Linked DNA regions of Homo sapiens: region 2 is linked to region 1. The links are chromatin contacts, found by Hi-C in ENCODE. All regions are on one chromosome and are shown on one strand. The core of a region is the stretch at or near the end of the contact, and the rest is flanking DNA. Distances in the headings are between cores, read along the strand shown. Region 1 holds the start of OTUD7A (OTU deubiquitinase 7A). Region 2 holds the start of AVEN (apoptosis and caspase activation inhibitor).

Region 1 (4,402 bases), core at 1,401-3,900:
CGCCCCCTGCTGGCCCACAAGAGCTAATTCAACCTTTCTTCCGTGGGCCTAAGGCATGAATAAATGACCTTAATATCCCAAAGGGAACAGAAAGAAAATCAGGGCAATTTTTACTTCTTAGAAACGGAAGATGTGACAGTGATCTCTTTTGGGAAATCACTGACAACTCCCAAATTTAAGCACTCTAAACATACAAGCGGGATGAAGAGGCTTTAAAGCGGTTGTTTTAAAATGTTTTGGGGAAATAAGTGACCCATACCTAAAGATTTAGTGGAAACACTTCCGTTTGAAGTTTTACTAGTACTACAGCGAGTTAAACCATAAACGTGGTGAATATTTTCACGAGTCTACAGGTGAAAACAAAAAGATGGATACGGGGCCAGATTGATTTCACAGACTCCATTTTCAAAGAGTTTGCAATGCAGACCCTGAAAAACCAATCTTCATACTATTGAGGACATGTTGTAAAGAAGAATCTCTGCCACAACTCAAGAGTTAAGTTCTACAGCAACTACACACAGCGGGAGCAGTGTCATCCAAAAGCAGCTCACTTGGAGCCAGTTTCTCATCTCACTTAGGCACACCATTGGGAATAAATGCGGCACCATCAGGAGGTCAGAGGCCAAGAATTACACACACTTGCTCAGAGAAAGGTGTCCCCTCTCCTTCTCCACCAAGCTTGGGGGCCTCAGGAGTTACTTTCTAAGGGAAAACCTGCCATCTATGATCCAGGCCCAAGTGAGACCCGCACGTGGCAATACTTCGTAAAGCGGCGATTTCCACCCATTATCAGCCTGAACACTAAAGGCCTAAGTAACCACTGTTTTCCCATTCTTTTCACACCAATACAGGGTTCAAGAGATTGAAGTTCCTAACCAGGTCCCAACTTTTGAGTGGCATATGGTATTAAATTCCTTACAGATCCAATAAAATCACACTAACAATTTAAGGCATGCTTATTTTAACCAATTAGGAGGTGTCATTAATTATTAAATACAAAAATGTCAATACTTTTGTCCCTTATTGGATATCCTTTCGATATGATAGGCTTGAGTAGATACTCAGATTGCCTTGGGAACTTGCTTAGTTTTGTTCCCATAAGAATTGGTACTAATGGCACACTCACAATAAAATAATGGAGTGTTGATCCCATTTAGTGGGGAATGTTTATCCAGAACTGAGTGTGCCGTGCAGATCTACCTCTGTTCTCGTGAACCCTCTTTGGGTCTTGAAGAGGCCTTTGAAGCTGGTGGGACACACGGCTGCTGGGAGGACCCTAGTGAACCTGCCTCCCCGCCTTCGCCCAGGGCAGGCTTCTCCGGGCACACCCTGGAGGAGGAGGAGGAGGATGGTGAAGGACACCTGCAGATTTTCCTGAAGCAATTAAGACCTGTAAAGATTTAGGCCCCGCTGTCAACCTTTTCCTGGACACATTATCTGCCTCATCATATTTTTAAAAATTGTTCCTCTTACAGCCCACTTCCATTTACAAAGGTATCACCTGGCGGTAACCATGTGCATGTCATACATGACTTTCCCCTGGATCCTTGTGCTGTGGATGAAGCGTTTCCCTGATCGGGGTCTCACAAGTTTCCCTTCAGCTACTCTTAAATCTATACATTCTCAAGCCAATAGACAGAAATAAAAGTCATTTGCACTTGTGTGAGGTAGCTGAGTTTACAGAGCAGAGGCAAATCCATTTTATTACAGAGATTCTCAAAGGGCTGCAATAGCTTCACCGGGAGGGAGGAGGGTACACTTGAGCGGTTGTGTCCAATGAAGGAAAGTTTTAGTTAATGATGACATCACTGACATCTCCCAAATTTAAAGGAGCACTTAAAGCACCGCAGATGCAATTTTTTCCCCTCCAGTGAGGAGATACTAGGGAAGGCCTCTGGGTTCACAGCCAAATTGCCTTAATGGTTTGCCTGCTGTCCAGCGAGACCCAGCAGAGCGAGCGGGACGGCGGTGCGCCGGGCCGCGGGGACCCACGCAGTCACAGCTCCGGTGCCCGGCGAGCGGCCTCGCGCGCGGCTCGGGGCCGGGCCCTGCCCGGCCGTCTGCAAGAGCCGCGGGACCCCCGACGCGCGCGCACGGACCGAGGGGTCGGTCGCCCCACGCCTGGCATCACGTTCCAGTGCGGACAGCCAAAGGGCTGAGCGGAGGCAGCAGCCCCGACCCAGCGGTAGCGCCGCGCCCTGCCCGAGAGAGGCGCGCCACGCCGGGCCGGAGCCGGTGGCCCGGGAGCCCGCGGGGTCCGGAGCGGAGCCCGCAATGCAGACGCGCCGGCGAGCCCAGCCGGGGCCCGCGCCCCCCGCGTCCCCGCGCCCCGGCCCCGCGGTCGCCCGGCCTCAACGCCCACCTGCCTCGCCACGGAGCTCGGGAAGGAGACGGCGCCGGCCCCGCGCCCGGAGAGCGCACCTGCCTGGTCCGCGGGCCCGGCCCCGCCGCCCGCCGGCAGCACCGCGGCCAGCGCCGTCTTACCTGCCGCGCCGCGCCGCTCCGCTCCGCCAGCCCGCAGCGCCGCAGTCGCCGCTACCCGACTTCCATTTTCTCTCGCTTTAAAGGAAAACCAGATCAGCTGTTTTGCTCCCGCTCGGGCTCCGCGGCCCCCTCCCCAGCTGCCGCTCGCGGTCCCGGTGGCCTCTCCTCCCCCGCCTCCTCCCGCGCTCCGCTCCGCCCCTCGCGCCCCTCCGCTCCGCCCGCGGCCGCGCACAACGCCCGCCTCCCGGCTCCGCCTGCTGCCTCCGGGCGCGCGCCCTCCTCTGACGTCACCGGTCGCGTTCGCGCCCCGCCCCCGCCCCGCGCGGACGTGCGCGCGCCGCGCCTGTGCCCCGCCCCCGCCCCTCCGGGGCCGGGCACGGAGAGCGCGTGCTCGCGGCCGCGAGCCGAGGAGGGGACGTACAGCGCCCGCGCGCCCGCGAGCCCGCTCCGGCTCTCCCATGCTTGCCCCTCGGGGTGCTCCTTCTGCGCTCTCCGCCTGGACTGCAGGAAAAGGCTGCTTAAACAGCCTGCCTTTTCCTGCTGCCTGACTCGCGCCATCTGCGGCCACCTGTCTCGTTTCTTCCCCCTGGCTGGCGCACCCTTCCTTCCTAAACATCCCAAACTTTCTCCCACCCAGGCTGTCCAGGCTGCAGTTTCTACGCCCTGCGCTGGGGCCTGTGCATCACGCCTAATCCAAAGCTGGTCCTTTTACCTCCCAAAAAGGTTCTCTGACCTTTTCCCATTTTTTGCCTTCCTCTAAAGACTTTTTCACGCCACCCCTTCAGATGGTTCCCCTCCCTGATGGCAAGACCTGCTCGCTGCTCTGGGCCCTTCTCACGTCACCCTGTAGATGTAGTCACGCTTCCTTATCCCAAACAGGACGTTATATTGCAGATGACCCATACCATCCTGGTGTACTTCTAAACAATCATTATTTTACTTTTAGTTTAGGACTTTTTGCTTGACTTTAAACATTGTATATGTTTAATAGTGTTTAATAATTTATTTGACTTTTAAAATTGATATTCAGTAAAATTGGTTATTTGATATATAATCCTGTGATCTTGAACCCTTGTTTGGATTCATGTAACCACTAGCGCAATAAAGAGCTCCCTAGTTCTGCCCTTTTATAACAGCGCCCCCGCCAACCCTAACTTTTGGTAACCACTGATAGGTTCTCCATTGCTACGGTTTTGTCTTTGTGAGTGTGTCGTATACATGGAATTACGCAATATGTAACATTTTGAAACTGACTTTATTCCCTCATCATTATACCTTGGAGATTCATCCATGTTATTGTGTATAGTAATAGTCCTTTTTATTGTTGAGGGGAGTCTCATTATTTGTACCACATTTTGTTTAGTCACCCACTGGAGAATATTTGCGTGGTTTCCAGTTTTTGGCGACTGTGAATAAACATTCTATAAACATTTGCATGCAGCGTTTTGTACGGACAAATTTTTTAAATTAGTTGACTAAATATCTAGGAGTGCAATTGCTAGATCTTATGGTAAATTTGTTTAACTTTATAAGAACCAAACAGTTTTCTAGAGTGGCTATAGCATTTTTATAACTGTCAGCAAATATGAATCCCTTTCCTTCATCCTCACCAGCACTTGATATTGGCTATCTTTATCTATCTATCTGTCCATCCATCCATCCATCCGTCTATCATCTATAATTTTAGACATTCTAGTAGGCATATAGTGCTATATCGTTGTTAATTTTCAATTTTCTACTGAAAAATTATGTGGAGCAACTTTTCATATGCACCTGTATATCTTCTTTGGTGAGATGTTTGTTCACATCTTTTGCCCATTAAAAAAAAAAGGTTGTTTTCTTATGGTTGAGTTTTAAGAGTTCTTTGTGTATTTTGGATAGAAGTACTTTATCTGATACGTGTTTTGCAGGTATTTTC
Region 2 (4,402 bases), core at 521-3,020, 2.2 Mb after region 1:
AGTTAACCTGTAAAAATAAAGATTACTCTCTATATATGGATATATAAATAATATATAACATTGTAGTTAATATATAATTACATACTATTATATTACATAATTCTACATTACATATATATTATATATATATAATAGAGTTATAAGAACAAAATGTGATATATAGTGGGCACTAGGTTGGTCTTAGTTTCTGTCATTTACCTTAGTTTCTGTCAGTTTACACGAGGTAAACTGACCCTAAAAATGTTTTTATATCTCATTCAAGTTTTGCCTATTACCTATCTTAATCCTAACAAGATTTAAGTTTGTTACATTTAAATTTAAGTTTTATACTTTTTTTTCCAGCTCTGTATTGCTGTATACAACTACTCTCTTTAGGGATATCTTATCTGCTATGCCCTCAAGATATTGTAAATACTTCAGTAAGAGCAAATTTTGCCTCATGCAAAAAAGAATTTTTTAAATCAGTGTGCATAAGAATGCAGAATATAAAGATGGTCTTGTCCTACAGATGTTAAGGTAACAGAACAACTCATAAAAAGACAGTCCTCTAACTCCTTTAGCTGAGATATGGTTAGCTTTGCCCCCATATATATCATCCCCTGCTCCAATCTCCAAAAACTTCCTTCTATGAATGTGTCAATAAGACTGATGATATTGCTATTAAAACTCAGAACTTGACTGCTCATTTATAAATTGAAAATTCAAAACGACAAAGCCCAGTGCTCGCTGATTTCTACACATACAGGCATAATAAAAGAGAACTACGCTATTACAAAGAACTATGCATCTGGTCCCGCCCCCAAATACTAGAGTCCAGTCGTAGGGGTCATTCTTTCACTCAACAAACTTTTTATTATGCGCCTACTGTGTACTAGGCATTGCACAGACAGTTAACAAAACAGACCAAAAAATCCTTTCCCTCCTAATAACAGGAGCGTGCCCGTAAAGGCTGCCGAGGGACCACGTCGTGGCCGCGCCTCCGTCCCATAGTGGTACTCGTACAGACAGCCCAGCCGGCCCACGGGCCGCCGAGACTTGCAGCCCTGACACACGGCCTTGGCCTCTGGGTTCCTAACCCGGACCCTGGGGCAGGCTGGGAAGCCCTCCTACCCCCACTGTCTCGCGCCAGCCCGGCCAGGAGGCCACGAGGGCCAAGCGCATACCCAGGCGCGCCCCCGCCACCAGGCGCGCCCCCGCGCCACCATCCGCCCGTCCCGCGCAGGCGCCGGCGCCGCCGCCCGTCTGGCGCGCGCCTGGCACGCTCTCTTGCGGCTCTTGACTGGCGGCCTCGGCCCCACTTGCCCCAGTTACACGCGGTCCCAGCCCCACCAGCCGTCGCCTCTTACCGGCGCGCTGGCCCCTGCGCCCCAGCCTCCCGGCTCCCGGCGGCTGCCTCGCGGGGCGCCTCCTCCTCCTCGGCCTCCGCGAGCGCCGCGGAAGCCCCGGCCACGGCCACGGCCCCGGCGTCCGCCTCCGTCCCCGCCGCCGCCTCCGCCGCCGCCTCTGGCTACCGCCGCTGCGGCTCCGGGCCGCTCGCTGTGGCGATCTCCGCCAGGCCGGCCGCGGCCTGGCCGCCGCCCACGGCCTCCCCGAGCTCCTCGCTCCGCCTGCATCTGGCCGCCGCTGGCGGTGCTGAGCGCGCGGGAGCCGAGCTGCGGCGGAGACGCCCTGGCCCCACCGGAAGCGGGCCGCACGGAGGAGCCGCGAGCGAAAGGCGCCCGGTAGCAGCGAGGCGCGGGGTGCGGGGCTAGGGATCGAGGCCGGCCGCAGCGGAGCGGGGCGGGGCGGGGCGGCCGGCGTCCCGCAGGTGGGGCCGGAACCGGGACCGCGGGAAGGCCGGACCGCTGGGAGCTGGAAGTGGTGGGGGTCTGCAGCGGGGCGGGGGGATTCTCAAGGCATCAGAGATAGGTTGGGGGAGAGACCGTGCTAAGTGCAAGGACGAGTCATAAAATAAAATTTGTATGATGTGAACTCTCGGAAAAAAAAAGTTTAAACGTATGTATTTGCATAAGAAAAGGTCTAAACAAATACATACTAAAATGTTAGTGGTTAACTGCTGAGATTTGAAGTGAGTTAATTTTTTTTCCTCCGTTTAATCTAATTTTCAGCAACGAATGTGTATCATTTTAAAACTATACCGAAGTCAGGGTTCAGGAGGTGTGGATGTAAAGACAAGAGTTTGTGTCTGGTGAGAGGTGGACTGCAGCACGTGGGAGAGAGAACAGTGCGAAACTGGGAGATGGCTAGAAAGGGCGTCAAAGTCCTCAGCAGAATTTCTGTAGAAATGACTACTACAGCTGACATTTATTGAGCACATGAGTATTTCATTCTCATAACAGCTCTATGAGGTAGGGATGACTGTCATCCTTATTCTGCAGTGAGGTAACAGCCTTGGAAAGGTTAAAAAAAACTTGACTAAAGTGAATAACTAGGTAGTGGTGGAACTGGCATTCTAAGGCGGTCTCACTCCAGTCCCTTCTTTCAACCAAGGAGAAAACAGGAAGGGGAACAGTTGGTTACACAGATGCATGAAAGCAGTTTTTAACTTGGGACTGAAACCACCTGAAAATAATGAAAGCAAGGGCTAAAATGTCAGCCTAGCAGAATAAGTGTTTTCTTCCCCCTCAGTACTTTCTGGTTCTTTCCTATATCCATACATAGTTAATACTTTTCATTGCTTCTAATTGCCTACTCTGCATCAGGCACAGTGCTATGTCCTGAAATTAAAAACAAAAACAAAAAAAAAACCTTGCCCCTGCCCTCAAGTAGCTCACTGCCCACAAGGAAGATAATCTAGTCGTGTGAATAGATGATTACAGTACCGTGTTGCTGAGTGCAGTGAGAGATTCAAGATCAAGGTCCAAAGAAGAAAAGTTAAATTATATTTAAACGGGTTACCCAAGGCTTCATGAGAAATAGACCCCTGAGCTAAAGCCTAATGGTTGAGTAGGAGTTTGCCTGGTTGGTAAATGGGAGTAGGGGCGCCTTCCAGACAGGGGGAACTATTGAAGGATTGTCAACTCCAGAGAAACAGTCTTAAAAATAGTAACACTTGTAGAGCACTTATATGCACCAAACACTATTCTACATACTTCTCATATCACTTCATTTGGGACTAATAGCTGGCCTACGAGGTAAGCTAGTGTTGTCTCCATTTTACAGATCAGGAATCTAAAACAGATGTTAAGTAACTTCCAAGATTACACAGTTACAGGCCAGGTGTGTGGTTCGTGCCTGTAATCCCAGCATTTTGGGAGGCTGTGGCGGGTGGATTGCCTGAGACATGAGTTCAAGATCAGCCTGGGCAACATGGTGAAACCCCATTTCTACAAAAATTAGCTGGGCATGGTGGTATATGCCTATAGTCCCACTACTTGGGAGGCTAAGATAGAGAATCATTTGAGCCCAGGAGGTTGAGGCTGTAGTGAGCTGTGATTGTACATGGGCAACAGAAGGAGACTGTCTAAAAAAAAAAAAAAGATTTCAACATGAATTTTGAGGGAGATGAACATTTAGACCATAGCAGTGGGGAAGGGGCATGGAAGAATATGGTTAAATATCTACCAGCATATCACTGGTCTGGCCTCTCACCAAGTTGAAGATCCACACATTAATCTCAAACTAGACATTTGCACAAATCGGAGTTTCTCAATGTTGGCAAATTTAGGGCTGGGTAACATTTTGTGGCGGTAGCTTATCCTGTGCATTGTAGAATATTTAATAGCATCCCTGGCCTCTACCCACTAGATGCCAGAATGAACCCCTCTCCCCCTCATTAAGACAACCAAAAACATCTCCAGACATTGCCAAATGTTCCCTGAGAGGCAATCACCCTGGATGAGAACCACTAGCACAGATAGATTGGTGCAAAAGGTACGTTTTAGTATCTAAGGAGCTACCGATGTAATTTATCCAAAAATTTATCCAGCCTTAAATTTGCCAACATTGAGAAACCCTGATTTGGGCAAATGTCTGGTATGAGATTAATATGTACATCTCCAATGTAGTGAGAGACGAGACCAGTGGGAAATAGGGCTTTAAGGAACTATATAACTATCCCTTGAGAAGCCTCCAAAATTATGAGGTTGAAAAGATCAGTGGCTTGCAGATTAAGCCAGTGTTATTAGGGCACATTCACTATGCTTGATACTTTCAACTAGTCAGTGTAAGACTCAGTAACACTTTTGAAAGGTATGCCATTTTAGAGAGAGATTGGTTTGTGGATGATGCCAAGTTTTTTTAACACTTATTTTGCACCTGATACTATTCTAAGCACTTTCCACGTACTAACTCATTAAATCTTCAAAATATCCCTATGAAATAAACACTATTATTATTCCTATTTTACAGATAAGAAAACTGAGTTGCAAAAAAGTTAAATAATTTGCTCAAGCTAGTAAGT

What was found. A loop is a pair of places that touch in the nucleus more often than their neighbours do. Pooled maps may share reads with other maps.
Region 2: a loop to region 1 is called in a map of CD4-positive, alpha-beta T cell, with 20 times the contacts of the local background. The contact joins the promoter of AVEN here to the promoter of OTUD7A in region 1. A Hi-C loop is called at or near these places in 2 of 168 maps with a recorded cell type or tissue (CD4-positive, alpha-beta T cell and naive thymus-derived CD4-positive, alpha-beta T cell), 4 of 37 single-sample maps with no recorded cell type and 16 of 50 pooled maps.

Annotation. Positions count from the first base shown.
Region 1 is chr15:31,868,023-31,872,424 of GRCh38, forward strand. It overlaps OTUD7A (OTU deubiquitinase 7A), which reads right to left and starts at 2,651. Exons shown (of 13, transcript NM_001382637.1): 1 at 2,485-2,651. RefSeq lists silencers at 1-118, 2,614-2,683.
Region 2 is chr15:34,037,434-34,041,835 of GRCh38, forward strand. It overlaps AVEN (apoptosis and caspase activation inhibitor), which reads right to left and starts at 1,771. Exons shown (of 6, transcript NM_020371.3): 1 at 1,347-1,771. The coding sequence starts at 1,613. All of the region lies in intron 1 of CHRM5 (cholinergic receptor muscarinic 5), which reads left to right. RefSeq lists silencers at 744-803, 1,154-1,213, 1,304-1,513, 1,694-1,863.